Linked DNA regions of Mus musculus: region 1 is linked to region 2. The links are chromatin loops, found by intact Hi-C in ENCODE. Cell type or tissue: left cerebral cortex. All regions are shown on one strand. Each heading gives the region's core, and the rest is flanking DNA. Links, peaks and the distances in the headings are about the cores only. Region 1 overlaps Ulk2 (unc-51 like kinase 2). Region 2 overlaps Ttc19 (tetratricopeptide repeat domain 19).

Evidence for each region. Peaks named below come from ENCODE experiments on the same cell type or tissue, not always from the same donor. Only the 100,000 strongest peaks of a DNase experiment are listed, where the experiment ranks them.
Region 1: a loop joins it to region 2, with 2.6 times the contacts of the local background. A loop is called at or near these places in 2 of 42 quality-filtered maps.

What each region holds. Positions count from the first base shown.
Region 1 is chr11:61,791,400-61,796,399 of GRCm38, reverse strand. Ulk2 (unc-51 like kinase 2) reads left to right here. Exons shown (of 27, transcript NM_013881.4): 21 at 4,817-4,966. Among named protein-coding and RNA genes, the nearest start is that of Prpsap2, 32 kb to the right of the region's middle. In left cerebral cortex, for the core only: no CTCF peak of the experiment used is centred there; a DNase peak (open chromatin) is centred at 2,801.
Region 2 is chr11:62,308,595-62,320,269 of GRCm38, reverse strand. It overlaps Ttc19 (tetratricopeptide repeat domain 19), which reads right to left. Exons shown (of 10, transcript NM_028360.2): 8 at 11,077-11,228; 9 at 7,092-7,254; 10 at 3,846-6,260. The coding sequence ends at 6,127. Ncor1 (nuclear receptor co-repressor 1) reads left to right here. Exons shown (of 45, transcript NM_001252313.1): 44 at 728-904; 45 at 2,240-3,844. The coding sequence ends at 2,427. It also overlaps the pseudogene Gm12275. Among named protein-coding and RNA genes, the nearest start is that of Ttc19, 33 kb to the right of the region's middle. In left cerebral cortex, for the core only: no CTCF peak of the experiment used is centred there; a DNase peak (open chromatin) is centred at 2,330; H3K27ac peaks cover 1,284 bases.

The DNA.
Region 1 (5,000 bases), core at 1-5,000, 520 kb after region 2:
GTTGAACCATTTCTCCAATAAGAAGTATGTTAGTTTGACATCAAGTCAGTGATTTGCTCTTTTTTGCTTTCATGCAGATGAGGCTGTAACCCCCAGCTCTTAGATCCATTTCTGAAGAATTTTCTAGATGGAGATCCTTAGTTGGCAGTTTCTTCTTTCAGCATTTCACACTGCCCCAGTCCCCTGGGGCTTCCAGCACTTCTGATTACAAGTTAACCAGAACTTTTATTTGGGTTCATTTTGACTGACAGATTACTTTTCTGCTTTCAAGATTTTCTCTTTGTGTTTTCACTGTTACTATGTTTAATGTTCACTTTGCCTTTATACTATATGGTGGTAGGTAGGGATGTGTGTGTGTGTGTGTGTGTGTGTGTGTGTGTGTGTGGTGCTGAGAACTAAACAAATGTATGTTAGACAGCTGTTGTGTATTCCCAGCCCCTGAGGTTAACTTCTTAAATGAAGTTTGTGTAGTTTTTCACCATCATTCATTGGTTATATTTTCAGTTTCTTTCTCTTTAAAATACTGAAAATAGCATACATGGAGCCACTCAGTTAAGAGAATTATAAATAAAGCATAACTGCATGAATTAGCTAGTGCAAACAATGCCACTGCAGTCTCACAGCTGCCTCTTGTTGCTACTGTGTTGAGCCTGAATGTCACAATTATCTGCTGAAAATGCCTCGTTACTCTAATAACAGTTTTTTCTCCAATAAATTGTGTATCACAATGCTAGAGTAGTCTGGAGAAAGGACAGTCTTCAATAAGTGAAGCTGTACCCCTCTTTCTCACCTTATGTAAAAAGTCAGTGCAAAATAGACCAAGTATCTGAATTAAACACTTTAAGGCTGGGCATGGTGGCGCACGCCTACCCCTTTAATCCCAGCACTCGGGAGGCAGAGGCAGGTGGATTTCTGAGTTTGAGGCCAGCCTGGTCTACAAAGTGAGGTCCAGGACAGCCAAGGCTATACAGAGAAACCCTGTCTCGAAAAACCAAACCAAAAAACAAAAAAACAAAAAACTTTAAGGCATTGTATAGGCAAAGAATTTTTTGGTTAGGACCTCAAAACAAGCCAGGAGTTGTGTCCACTAAAAAGCTTCTGCACAGCGAAAGAAACTTAATCTGACTTGAATCTGAAACACCCTCTGTAGATTCATATTCTGAATATGAATCTTGATTACCAAGAGGTCAGTCTGTTTGGAAACTTTGGTAGGAGGGCACACCTGCAAGATATGAATCACTAGATAGAAGTTCTTGGGGATGTATTATTCCTTGCTCCTTGCCATCTTGCTCTCTCCTTCCTGATCCTTGGTGATAAGAATAGCTCCTACCATGTTGCCCCACCACTGTGAACTGCTCTGCTTTGCTAATTATAGAACTGTCACATAGTGACTGAACTCTACAGCTCAGATGTAGCATCCGTCCCCAGAACTGTTCAACAGTGCCGTTACTGCGCAAATTTCCAAAGGAAAGCAGCTCACCTTCCGTATTCTTACTCTCCACTTCCTACTTTCAGCCCAGGGATTGTAAGTGGACACAGTGTTTTAAGATGATTTGAACAGTTTCCAGATATTTTATTAAGTAGTTATGTAAGAATTTTTTTCTTCAGTATAGTTTTACTGAGGAGTAGGTCTATGAAGGAAGGAGCTTTTCATGTGAATAATCTAGGAATTACTCTTCTCAGTCACTAGGTATTTGGACTGTTTTTTGAAAACAGCTTATCTGAGTGATCACAAATTTTCTTAGTTTTATAAAAAATGTATATCGCATAATAGTTTTATATGCACATGTTATAATTTAAATCCAAGTTATTAGCTATGAAACATTCCTTAAGGATGTCTAGCCATCCATAAGTCTTGATAATTCATGTTCTCTTTTTCTCTTGAACATGAACTTTGTTAACATTTATAATTATACATTTTTCTTTTTTAACCATAAAGTCTCAGTTTGTGGAAGTGAAAATTGTTGATAATAGGAAAATTTTAAGCCTTCCAAAAAATATAACATCAGTGGGTCTTAGAGTACACTAATAAACACCCTTAAATACTTTTGTTTTTTGAAATGTTGCTGGCATTGATCTCATTATATAGCCAGGGATGACCTTAAGTCCTGATCAGATTGTCTCCACCTCTCAGTGCTCATATTATAAGCGTGTGCCATTATGCCCCATTCTTAAGTACTTCTTATACATGGTACAATAAAAGCCTTGAAGACATTACGCTAAATAGAGTATCTGCCTCATTTTCTAAATCTTTGTATGTTCTCTGCAGTTTTTACTTAACTGTTCTCTTACTCGCTAGAATGTTTATGAGCTCTTTAAGTTTGCGGTGCTCTCTTGTAGATGGGTGGACATTGCAGGGTTTCCTTTTATATTAGTTCAGGGTTCAGGTTTTGAAGCTCACCACTTGAAAATCATTACTCAGAGACTATAGTTGATGGGAAAGCAATCAGCTTAGTTATGGACTTTAGAAGATAGAAGAGGATATTGTCCTCAAATCTGTTCTTTTGTGGGGTCTGGAAGGATAGCTCAGCAGTTGAGAGCACTTACTGCTCTTGCAGAGGCCCCAAGCTTGGTTCCATCACTCAATTGGTGGCTCACAGCTGTAACTCTAGTCAGGGGATCTGACCTCCATAAGTTCCTGCATGTTCATACATACAGCCAGGCACACATGTGTCCAATCAAATAAATATTTCTAAAGCTACATCTTAGGGAACTCAGTCCAATCACTCACTGTCCCATCAGGGAAGGGGAAGTTGAAAGTGCAGTGATCAGGGAATAGATGCTGGGCCAGCATCCAGGCTTCATACCCTCCTCCTAATGGAGAACACTTCCCTTTCTAGGCCGGTCTCTGTAATAAACACATTATTTTCTTGCACAGTAAACAGAGTTCTACTTTTAGTTAAGGAGCAGGAATAGGAAGTGTGTGTTTGTCAGATGATGCACATCCCAGTGTTATATAAAGTTCTGTGCTCTGTAAATGAAGACAGAAAGCTTCTCACCTGTAAGTTGTGTGTTCTATGTCTCTTCAGTTACTTAGAGAGATAGTTAGCCTTGCAGCTTAAGATACAGAATAAGGAAAGGCAACATAATTGTTTGACACTGAACAGTGTTAATTTCTTAGGCAATTTCTGTCAGAGGTGCCATCTGCACCAAAATTAATAAGAGACTAATAACATATTGTTCAGCTTTTTTTTTTTAAGGTTTGTTTGTTTATTTATTTATTTATTTCATATAAGTGCACTGCAGCTGTCTTCAGACACTCCAGAAGAGGGCATTAGATCTCATTACAGATGGTTGTGAGCCACCAAGTGGTTGCTGGGAATTGAACTCATGACCTTTGGGAAGAGCGATCAGTGCTCTTAACTGCTGAGCCATCTCCCCAGCTATCTCCTGCTTTGTAGCTCTGACTGGCCTGGAACTTACGATGCAGACCAAGTTGTAGTATTAGGAATTGAACTCACAGCCTTGTTGTACTAGGTAAAGTGTATATAGCATTGACTCTATCCTAGTCTTTCAAAATTAGTGATCGGTAGGGGCTGGAAAGATGTCTCAGTAGTTAAGAGTGTTGGTTGCTTTTACAGAAAACCCAGGTTCAGTTTCCAGTACCTACATGAGAGCTCAAAACTGTTGATAACTCTAGGTACAGGTGACCCAGCACCCTCCTTTGGCGACCATTAACCTCCAGGCACACTTGTAGTGCAGATACATACATTTGAGCAAACCACTCCTACACGTAAATAACTTTAAAAAAACAATTTATTGTCATGTGAAGGCAAGCAAAGCTAGAAGTCTTATTTAGTTTTCCCCCTCAGTTATAAGGTGTCTTCTTTCATGTTTGATATGTACTATAAATATTTGACTTTAGTCCCATAAAGGTAATAATTTTTAGATGTCTGAATGTGCAGAGGCTCTGAACTAAACTTGCTGATTCTGCATGCTTTGCTGGATGGGGAACTTTTTACTCAATCTTCATTTAATCCAAGCTCAACCCATCAGCCTCTGCCCGATCAACACCTGCTGTACCAGTGCTCCCTCTCTCACAAGCGTGAAATCTAGTCTGAATGGATATACTTTGTTTAAACTTTTATGTTTTTCTAATCTGTGTTGTTTACCTTTGTATTTTTATTTCCCATTTTCATTGTCTTAATTTTTCTAATTATCAACAGATATAACTTGCAATTCAGATATTTTCTAATTATCCAAAACATTGAATACTGGGCTTCTTTTATTTATTTATTTATTATTCTTTTATTACAGAATTTTTTCCTAAGATAATGTCTCACAATATAGTAAACCAAGCTGGCCTTAAACTCCTAGAGACCTTCCTGTTTCTGCCTCTGAAGTACTGGGATTAAATATATGACACATCAGCCACTTGGTGGTGGTACATGCCTTTTTTTTTTTTTTTTTTTTTTTTCTTTTTGGTTTTTCAAGACAGGGTTTCTCTGGAACTCACTTTGTAGACCAGGCTGGCCTCGAACTCAGAAATTCGTCTGCCTCTGCCTCCCAAGTGCTGGAATTAAAGGCGTGCGCCACCACCGCCTAGCTGGTACATGCCTTTAATCCTATACCTCAGGAGGCAGAGGCAGGTGGATCTCTGAGTTTGAAGCCAGCCTGGTCTACAGAGTGAGTTCCAGGACAGCCAGGGCTACACGGAGAAACCCTGTCTTGAAACACCTAAATAAATAAATAAATGAATGAATGAATGAATGAATGAATGAATGTTAAAGTTAGTAAAAGTATGTTTCCTTATGTTCCAGTTACATATAGGCATACTATGAATATAATTGAATATCTGGTCAACTTTTTGTTGCAGCTCCTGCAGGAGCCTGTGGTGTTATGCTGGCATTGCCAGCAGGAACAGCAGCAAGCGCCAGAGCTGTCCTCTTCACCGTGGGGTCTCCTCCACACAGTGCCACAGCCCCCACTTGTACTCATATGGTCCTTCGAACAAGAACCACCTCAGGTAAAGCTCACTTGTTCTAGTTCAGAACATTATG
Region 2 (11,675 bases), core at 1-5,000:
TCAAACCTACAAAGAACCTTGCGAACACCATGCTTTCACTATTTATATATAATCCTTTTATCTTTTAAGCAGTTATCTTTTAAGTTTTTCTGTGTTTGTTTCCTGTTAAGAAAAGGGTAAAAAGCAATGACCGTTTAGTGTTTGCCTCCCTCCTCCTGTAACTTATACATTGAAGTTTTGTTTCTGGTCTAATTTTTATTGCTTGTATATTTCTGTGCTTTAAAATCAGTTGGCAACTATTAGGGAGTTAAAGTGATATAACTGGGGTAAGATGCAACTGTTGGAGCTGATGAAAAATACATGCTAAGTGATATGGGTTCTTTAAGTCTGTGATAGTTTGTTATAGAACCCAGTCACACGTGTCTCAGTGCTGTGAACTCTGTGGTGGGAGAATAGAGAGAGACAGTGAGACTTACAGAGTTTCTGTGAGGTCCTGGGGTAGGAGGCATGGCTGCTGCAGCCTGTCTTTTTTCTCTCCACTTGGTTCTGTTAAACTGGGCTGTTGGTGGAGATAGATAGAGGGAAGCAGATATTTATTAACATTACCTACAGTCTTAAGGCCAGCAGCCTTTGCCACCTTTATAGGTTGATGATGTGCCCTGATCTGGAGTCTTCACTTAGCGTTAGTAGTCAACATTTTGGTAGGGTTTGGTTTTGTCACTGAGAACTTATGTTGCCACTGATAATTTATCAGTAATCAATAGTTTAATTTGAATTTCACTTTTAGGAGTATGCAAACCAAAGCTGATCAACAAATCAAACAGCAGGAAGTCTAAATCTCCTATTCCTGGGCAAAGCTATTTAGGAACTGAAAGGCCTTCTTCTGTCTCCTCTGTGCATTCAGAAGGTGATTACCACAGGCAGACACCAGGATGGGCATGGGAAGATCGGCCCTCTTCAACAGGTGAGGGCCCCACTTAACTGATAAAATGAGAGTCACTTTGTCTCAGTGCTTTCTTAATTCACCTCTCAGTGAGTGAGTACAGTTTGGGCAAGAATGATGTTTTTTCTATGTAATTACTTGGGTCTAGTTGTTGGAAAAAAGGATTTTATATTTACATGGCCCATCCATCCCTGTGTCTGCACTATATGGTGGTAACCAGGATGTGCGAGTTAAGTCTGGTCCCATACACTGTGCTGACTGACCTTTTGCTCTTACTAAGAAATCAGAATCGTGACTGCGCAGTGTAATGTTTTAACAAGAGTGTGTGGGGGGAAACCATTATTAATACAATTATATAAAAATATAATTGTAGGGCCAATGAGATACTGAAATGACTTCAGTATAAAGTGATTGCAGGCCTGGTAGCCTGAGCTCAGCCTGCCACATACAGGTAGCAGAGGAGAATGAATTCCCAAATGTTGTTCTGCAACTTTCACCCGTGTCACGGCATAAGCATGTCCATACAGAATATACAACACAGTCAAACAAGAATTAAATATTTTAAAAACTAGCCTCTTTTTCAAAGAAAGTTGTTGCGTAAGAGTTTCAAGAAATGTATGCTTTTCTTTCATATGGATTAATGCACATGTCCCATTCCCACCCTCAAGTCTGAGCTGAGCCCTCCTGCTGTGTCTAACAATTTCATAATTATCATATCTGTACACTTTAAGGCTTTTGCCTTTTAAACCTCTAATGCCCTGTGTAGAAAGAATTACGTATCTGTACTTCTTACAAATGCAAACTCCACTAGCATGTACATTAGCATACAACATGATGTGCTGCAACTTCACACAGAAGTATGTCAGTGGACTTGGTTCTCATTTCCTGCCCATACCTGCTCCACCTCGCCATTCTCTTACCACACGGTTCCATTACTTTATTTTAGGAAAGGAAGGAATTCTTTGATAAAATATATTTTTTATGGTCTTAAGCTGATAGGGAAGTAGTACTGTTGTGCCCCATTTAAATCTCATATATAAGTTGGCCACGTGAGACTGTGTAAGGGTCACACAGCCTGGCTAAAAGTTCTGGGTATTTGCCACATTCTAAGAGCTGTATTTATGATTTCCACTGGAAAGTCACTAGCATGGCTAAGCTTCTCTGATTACAGCTTAATGTTCAGTAGTTCCCTACTTGAATTCTCCAAGGAGACATGTGCTATGACATCACAGACTTATCACCCCTACCCAAGGCATCAGCAGACCGTTTTACTAAAGCAGCATCCTGTCTTGTTCCATCCTGTAAAGACTGCATTGAATGCTAACGACAGTGAAAACCTCATTTTTCTTTTGTCAGGTTCTACTCAGTTCCCTTACAACCCTCTGACCATACGGATGCTCAGCAGTACACCACCTACACAGATCGCATGCGCCCCATCTGCCATCACCCAAGCAGCTCCACATCAACAGAACCGCATCTGGGAGAGGGAGCCTGCCCCGCTCCTCTCAGCGCAGTATGAGACACTGTCTGATAGTGACGACTGAGCTGTGCGTGGGAGAGCGCTCTGGCTTTGGTTTTTATTGAAGATTTAAAAAAAAAAAAAGAAAATTATTCTGCCCTCCCATGATTTGTGCCCAGAGACTTCTCAGGAGAGCCAGGGCCATGGATGAGGAAGAAATGATGGAAATTCATTTGGAAAATCAAATGGGAAAAAACAAACAAAAAAACTGCCTCTAATACAGGCACTTCAATGGATTATAACAGTGGCGGGTTGAAGTGTAGAGTTTTTTTAAAGTGGACAATTCTTGTTCTTACATCTGTTTGTAAAGAAAACCATGATGTCTTTAAATCAATCTTCTGTAAATAGATGACTTTTTTGCAGTGTATCCCCTTGCTGTAGTATCTGGTGTACTTAAATTTAAATCAGCGAATCAACTGGGGAGAATTTTTAAAATTCTTTGTGTATCTTTTTAACCCCAGCCTCTAAACCTCACACAGCCCAGTTCCACAGTGCTGGCTGTCATGGGCATTGTACTTTTGTTTCCTCTAAATTCAGCTTTCCCAGTGATGTTTAAATCTTGTGGAAATATTTAGGTTTTTAACACATACCCTGTCATAAAGCCTGTATGAGGTCAGAAGACAGGAGCAACACAACTGTCATATTGTGAGTTCCAGTGCAGGCTTGGCTTTCATTGGTAGCACTGAAAAAAATTACTGCATGGGTATGTTATAGTTCAGTTTTAAAGTTTAAAGGCTTTTTTGAGGCATACCTCAATGTTTATGCACACTGGTAATTTAACCACGCCCCCTAAGTATTCTGCATTTGATGCAGCCCAACAAAGCTTCTTTCTGTTCTGAAATAAATTTTGACTATCCTGTCCATAGCTACAGTACATCATTTGTGACGTAAAGAGTCTTCGTTTCTCAGGTTTCAAACAATTAGTATACATGCTTTTCTTTAGATACAGAATTGGCGGAGTTAAAAAGAGAACACTGTATAGAACTTTCTGTCTTCCAGGCTTGTTTTTATGCTGCATCGTGAACTGACCGTTGAGCACAGTCCTCTGCATCAGTGCCCATTCTCTGCTCCTAGGGAACAGATTCTTAAGGTGCAAGTAATTTAAAGACTGAATTTTAAACTAATTATGGCACTGTAGGATCACCTTTATTCATTAAGAATTGCTTGCTGTGATTCAGATTTGTTCTCCTATGGCTTCCTTCCACTGCATAAAGATGCTTAGTAGTGTGTGTGTGTGTGTGTGGGGGGGGGGGGTAATGCCACTAAGAACTAGAAGGGAGAGGGAGGGCTTCAGGAGGTCTGAGTCTCTAGAACCACTGCCCAAGCACCTCTTAGCATCTATCTACACCACAGGTTTCTGATCACTTTTTTATAGATGAAGGTGCAGGCTAGGCATTTGTCCATATAACTCAGCAAGTAAGAAAGACAGACATTTGAGATCTTAAACTTTAGCTATGCATCATAGCACACACCTTTAATCCCAGCACTCAGGAGGCAGAGGCAGGCGGATCACTAAGAGTACAAGGCTAGTCTGGATTACAAGATGAGTTCTGGACCAGCCAGAACAGGATTCTTATCACTTGTAAAGTCATTACCTTTACAATAGTCACAAACATAATGAAGACTAAGTGTTCTGATTAGATTTACTGCTGAAAGTGTCCCCCTGCCAAGTTATAGTCACATAAGTCTAGATCTTATTAGTAAGTCACTTTGTCAACTAGCCCAAAAAATGATGATGATGATGATTGGCCCTGTCTTACTGTGTCAGTCAATCGAGCTTGGTCACCTACTCTTGTAGCTCCTCCTGCAGACTGCTTGTGCTATCTGTGTTCACGACAACACAACATGAAGTCCAGAATCGTTTCTTACTTCAGAACAGAACAGAACCCCACAGTTTACCTAGAGAGGTGGAGGCCGGCTTACCGACGCGGGCAGCAGCAAGTACTGAGTCTGCGACCTCAGCTGCAAATCAAGGCGGGCCAGCACTATATCTGTAACACATGCACATGCAACTAAATCAAGGTCTTCCAGCAGAGGTAATATTCTGACAATTTTCCAGTCTACTTAGTGAGAAATTTTATACTACACTTTAAATTTTCATATGCTGTGATTGTCTTACAAACACTTAAGCCCTGAAAACCCTAGTAACATGGTCTAGTTTAAAACTTTAATATGAAATTAAATGTAAATTGTTTAAAGTTGTAATCAGTAAAAGGAGATGAGTCCCTTTGTCTCACTGCCTTTTTTATAATAGTGCAAACGAATGCTGCTGGGAACATACACAGACTGTGTCCCCAGCCACAGGACATGAGGTCAGTCACCATGGAACATTAAAAAGCCTAACAGCTAACTTGGGTAACTCTGGAATTGTGAAAAAGTAAAAAACATTTTCAAAGCAAAGGTAACTGAACTCTTACCTGGTTATTCATGGTTAGCGGGAAGATCACATGTGGTTAGGAAGTGAATGGTAAATGAACTCAAACAGAATGTGGGGCTCTCCCCACACAACACAGACTCTGCGGTAGCTCTTAGCTCTGAGGACTTGGACCTTAGTATGTCTGTCTAGTAACTTGGCCATTATTTTTCTATGATTCCAAGATTATTAGAATCCATACAATTGCGTAGTCTCTAGTTTATTATAGAGATTCTCCCAGAACAAACACATGAACCAAAGTCCACTGGCAATCGTACTCACACCGCCTACCTCTACCACCAGGGTTCCTTCGTGGCACCCAGAAAAATGTGTTTTCTCTTAGGCAAAAAGCCATTTGCCAGACTGCAAAGGTAAAAGCATCCATCCATGCATCATATATTTATATACTCTGAGGCAGTGATAAAGTCATCAGACAAACAATCTAATTGGTTTCAGACTTCAGAGATTGCAAAATAAAAAAGTAGAGCTAACTAGGATCCAGATCAGAGGCTGCACATTACCCTGAGCACATGGGTGCTGTAAGCATAACTTTACTCCACTCTGTGCCTGTGGTTATAAAGGAAGCCCTGTGTTCAGACAGTGCTGATGAGGGCTTCATTCCTTCTGCCACCATCATTTTTAGTAGTTATATACATACAAACAGATATACAGTCCAAATGTCTCACTTCCACTTTAGTAGTAAGTGCTGCCAATGATGGCCAACTAGAATTATCATTCCCCTTCATAGTCATTAAATCTCATAATGCATCAATAAAATAGTGTGTAAGAGAGCTAACTAAAATCCTCCTGTGTCATGATACAAGTAACTTGTTTGCCAGAAATGGATACAGAAAAGTAAGCATGAATCAAAATCTTATGGAAGGTATAATGACCATATGGTGAGGAACTTGGCCAACTGTAGTCTGTAAATTTCTCAGATGAGCATGGACTGTACCTTATATACAGTCAGTACAGGGTAAAAGCTGTTTCACCTTTAAAAACAAAAGTAGGGCCAGGCACTTTCGAAGCCGAGGGAGGAGTAGTACTCCAAGTTGGAGGCCAACTTCAAGCATATAGTGATTTCCAGGCCAGCCTACCCATAGAGATACCCATCTCAAAGTAAAATAAATTTAGAAACAAAAGTGGCAGTGTATGCAACTTGTCCTTCTCCGAAGCCGAGTTGACGAACGTTGAATTTCAACAATGATTTACACACTGATTGAGGTCCAGACAACGAAGGAACAGTTACTCCTTTGGGATATCAGAGGTTACCCTCTCTACAACAAAATGAACTTCTATAGCTTAACAAAATTAAGTCAAACGTCTACTTTTTCTTGACAGTTCAGCCAATTCTTCCCTGATGTGCTGAACAGAAACCTCATCTCTTTTCAGCTCTGCTCGCTTCAGCGCTTCCTGGTAGATCTCCTTTGCTTGTGTGTATCGCTCTAAAATAACCCAAAGAGAGGGGAGAAGAAAATATGTGTTTTCACCAGGAACCACTAGTGAGGACACTGTATGATGTGCTGGATGCTTCAAAAATGGCATCTAGTGCTGTCTGGTATCCTGCATACATGACAGCTGGGTAAGAGAAGCTGAGCTTACAGTAAGTAGGTGTCAGCTTTAAAAGTACTTAGTGCTGTGGGATTACAGTGGTGTTCCATGCAACAGAGATCTATGATCCCAGGTTTATGGAAACTTTAGAAGCCCTGAGTATTTTGGAATAGCAGGAAACTTGATGCTTTATCATACTGTGGCTTCAGAACACTGAGGAATTATACCTGTTAAAACACTTCAGCATCTGTAAAACACTACAGAGACAAGGACCTATCACTGCAAAGTGTTCTCTGCCGTCATATGGTCATACAGAAATATGACAGTTTAGTGAATTAAGCAAAATAGTACTTTAACACACATGCATTTTTTAACCCTTATTTAGCCAGCCTTTTAACTTACAGCAGTAGTTTTCTACCTTTCTAATGTTGTGACCCTTTAAAATAGTTCAAGTTGTGGTGACCCTCGGCCATAAAATTATTTTCATTGCTACTTCATAACTGTCAACTTTGCTAATGTTATGAATCACAATGTAAACATTTGTGTTTTCCAGTGGTCTCAGGCAGCCCTGTGAAAGGGTCCTTTGACCCCAAGGCCTCACCTATAGGTTGAGAACCACTGACTTTGGGGTTTCTTCATTGTCATTTTCCTCCCAAAACCATTTCATTTCAAAGCCCAGTGATGAAAACTTTCTCAGAATGCAATCCGTTTCCACAGCAACCTACCTCTGTGTATCAAAATGGCAGCCAGATTGCTGAGTACCATGTGCAGCTCAGGGTGATTTATCTCTCTTGCCAGATCTGACGCCCTCTGCATATAAATGTAGGCATCATCAAAGTGGCCCTGTGCATCCAGAGTAGTAGCCAAGTCACTCATCAGCACAATGGTCTATAAAAAAGAAACAAGAGCCTTTTCTTTAGAAACACCTATGTAAAACATTAAACTGGAATTCATTACACTGCATATATACAAGTCTTCAACTTTACTAGAATTCCACAAAGTTAGAGGGACAAATTGCAGATATCTGTTGATCACACTGTGCTGCAGACATTGTCAATTGCACACTATGGCAAGTACCTATGAACACTCAGAATGGGGCAGGATATTCTGCCCTGGATGGATTGGAAGTGGGGAGCCAGCACCACCAAATGCCCCACTGTATTACAGCAGCACTACTGCTCCAATCCCAATCCTCCCTAGGAAGAAACAGATCACCTGTACTATGGAGGGTCTCATTATGACTTTGGAACTGAGAAACACAAATGGTGCTCTGAATTCCAGGCTTGCTTCTTACTATTCCCCAACGACATGCATCAGGCTCTCTGCATTTAGTCCTAAATATTCCATGTTCAGTCTAATTTGTTTACTTGGTGGACTACAGTTATCAAACAGAGCAGTCAACTCCTACCTCAAGAATGGTTTTTGCAAGAAGAAGTAGAGATGATCTCAAGTCTGTATTAATCCCCCCCACCCTGCTCTCCAACCCACCCACTCCTGCTTCCTGGCCCTGGCATTCCCCTGTACTGGGGCATATAAAGTTTGCAAGTCCAATGGGCCTCTCCTTCCAGTGATGGCCGACTGGGCCAGCTTCTGACACATATGCAGCTAGAGACACAAGCTCATGGGGTACTGGTTAGTTCATATTGTTGTTCCACCTATAGGGTTGCAAACCCCTTCAGCTCCTTGGGTGCTTTCTCTAGCTCCTCAATTGGGGGGCCCTGTGTTCCATCCAATAGATGACTGTGAGCATCCACTTCTGTGTTTGCCAGGCATTGGCATAGCCTCACAAGAGACAGCTATCTAGGATCCTGTCAGCAAAATCTTGCTGGCATATGCAATAGTGTCTGGGTTTGGTGGCTGTTTATGGGATGGATCCCTGAGTGGGGCAGTCTCTGGATGGTCCTTCCTTCCATCTCAGCTCCAGACTTTGTCTCTATAACTCCTTCCATGGGTGTTTTGTTCCCCATTCTATGGAGGGACGAAGTATCGACCCTTTGGTCTTCCTTCTTCTTGAGTTTCATGTGTTTTGCAAATTGAATCTTGGGTATTCTAAATTTCTGGGCTAATATCCACTTATCAGTGAGTACATATCATGTGAGTTCTTTTGTAATTGGATTACCTCACTCAGGATGATATCCTCCAGAACCATCCATTTGCCTAAGAATTTCATAAATTTATTGTTTTCAATAGCTGAGTAGTACTCCACTGTATAAATGTACCACATTTTCTGTATCCATTCCTCTGTTGAGGGACATCTGGGGTCTTTTCAGCTTCTGGCTATTATAAATAAGGCTGCTATGAACATAGTGGAGCATGTGTCCTTATTACCAGTTGGAACATCTTCTGGATATATGCCCAGGAGAGGTATTGCTGGATCTTCCGGTAGTACTATGTCCAATTTTCTGAGGAACCGCCAGACTGATTTCCAGAGTGGTTGTACCAGCTTGCAATCCTACCAGCAATGGAGGATTTGTTCTTCTTTCTCCACATCCTTGCCAGCATCTGTTGTCACCTGAATTTTGCTCTTAGCCATTCTGACTGGTATGAGGTGGAATCTCAGGGTTGTTTTCATTTGCATTTCCCTGATGATTAAGGATGTTGAACATTTTTTCAGGTGCTTCTCAGCCATTTGGTATTCCTCAGTTGAGAATTCTTTGTTTAGCTCTGTACCCCATTTTTCTGATTTTTTTGGAGTCCAGCTTCTTGAGTTCTTTATATATATTGGATATTAGTCGCCTATCTGATTTAGGATTGGTAAAGATCCTTTCCCAATCTGTTGGTGGCCCTTTTGTCTTGTTGACAGTGTCCTTTGCCTTACAGAAACTAATTTTATGAGGTCCCATGTGTCAATTCTTGATCTTACAGCACAAGCCTTTGCTGTTCTGTTCAGGAATTTTTCCCCTGTGCCCGCATCTTTGAGGGTTTTCCCCACTTTCTCCTCTATAAGTTTTAGTGTCTCTGGTTTTATGTGGAGCTCCTTGATCCACGTAGACTTGCGCTTTCTACAAGGAGTTAAGAATGGATCAATTTGCATTCTTCTACATGATAACCAACAGCTGAGCCAGCACCATTTGTTGAAAATGCTGTCTTTTTTCCCCTGGATGGTTTTAGCTCCTTTGTCAAAGATCAAGTGACCATAAGTGTGTGGGTTCATTTCTGGGTCTTCAATTCTATTCCATTGATCTACCTGTCTGTCACTGTACCAGTACCATGCAGTTTTTATCACAGTCGCTCTGTAGTACAGTTTTAGGTCAGACATGGTGATTCCACCAGAGGGTCTTTTATTGTTGAGAATAGTTTTTGCTATCCTAGGTTTTTTTGTTATTCCAGATGAATTTGCAAATTTCCCTTTCTAACTCAGTGAAGATTGAGTTGGAATTTTGATGGGGATTGCATTGATCTGTAGATTGCTTTCAGCAAAATAACCATTTTTACTATATTAGTTCTGCCAATCCATGAGCATGGGATCTTTCCATCTTCTGAAATCTTCAATTTCTTTCTTCAGAGACTTGGAAATTCTTATCATACAGAACTTTCACTTCCTTAGTTAGAGTCACGCCAAGGTATTTTATATTATTTGTGACTATGGTGAAGGGTGTTGTTTCCCTAATTTCTTTCTCAGTGTGTTAATCCTTTGTGTAGAGAAAGGCCATTGGTTTAATTTTATATACAGCTACTGCACTGAAGCTGTTTATCAGATTTAGGAGTTCTCTGGTGGAATTTTTAGGGTCACTTATATATACTATCATATCATCTGCAAATAGTGATATTTTGACTTCTTCATTTCCAATTTGTATCCCCTTGATCTCCTTTTGTTGTCTAATTGCTCAGGCTAGGACTTCAAGTACTATATTGAATAGGTAGGGAGAAAATGGGCAGCCTTGTCTAGTCCCTGATTTTAGTGGGACTACTTCAAGTTTCTCTCCCTTTAGTTTAATGTTGGCTACTGGTTTGCTATATATTGCTTTTAATAGTGTTTTTATAAGTTATGGCCACAGCTCAGTGGTAGAGCCCTTGCCTTGAATTTATGAGGTCCTAGTTTTAATCTCTAGTCCTGCCCCCCTCTCCCTGCCCCATCCCAAATTCAAAAATCTCTACTTCCTCACCTCCCAGTTACCCAGGAGAAAAAGATACTTCTATATGAACTAAATAGTTACTTGCAAGGTTCTGATTGGTATGGAAGAAGCCCCTGGGTCTAGTCCCCAGCTCCAGGAGGAAGAAAAAAAAGATTCTAAGAGTCTACAAACCACTGTAAACATGAGGCTACATATTCTGAAGCCCCTGGGTTAAAAGTCTGCCTTGTACAAAGACTACTGTATAAACCATGACTCAGAAAAGGGCCTATGCAGTGCCAGTGACTTAGTCAGCAATCTCAAACCCTTCCTGAAACAAGTAGTTGGGAGTAGTGAAAGCTGGTGGAAAAAAAATGAACAGACCGGGGAGTGGCAGGATTCCATACATCTGGATATCAACCTGCATTCCTTATGACATTTCACATGGCTAACCATGTCTTGCCACACCCATAACTGATGCTAGTCACTGAATGTAGAACTTTACCAGTGCCATGCAAGCTGAAATACGCCCCCAGCCCTTTGGCATGGGAGCTCACCAACTTTGCCCAGCACCCTTGAACCTGTGACCTTATGACCCTCTACAGAGTACCTGTGCCACCGGGCAGGCCTGGCTTACATACACTGTTTCATCTCTTACCTGTGGGTGTCTTTCTCCTTGTATTTCTTGACAAATCTGCAGGGCTTTTTCATACATCCTTTGTGCCTGTGATAGCTGCTTGGAGAATAGCAGATAGCGTGCACAAGAGTCTAAGCACATACCAAGGAGGAGGTAAGTATTGGCTGTTTCTTCTAAAAGAAAAATAAAAGCGTTGCAAGGATGTAATAGAAGTTATATACAAAGGTCAAAAAGCAAGCCACTGTACTTCATCTTTGTGGCTACCAGGCTTCACTGAATGCTTCAGATACTTAAACTCTTAACCACAAGAAACTGTTCAGGTGGGCAGACAACCAATTAAATGAGAAAAGTGACAAGTAGCTGCCTGAAATCATGGACCTCCCCCTCCTTTTGAATAGATGAAAAAGTCAATATTGAATATCTTAAAGTTGGGAACTAGTATTCAGAAAAGATGATTAAGATAAACCCGAAGTAGAATGAGCCAACCGCAAAAAGAGTAGAGGGCCAATGGATGTTATTTTAGGGTTTAAGAAAAAAATGCAGTAAGAAACCAAGAAAACTCAGAATTCTGTAATGGAAAGAACATGGTCCAGTTTTCAAAGACTAAGGGCTGGGACAGA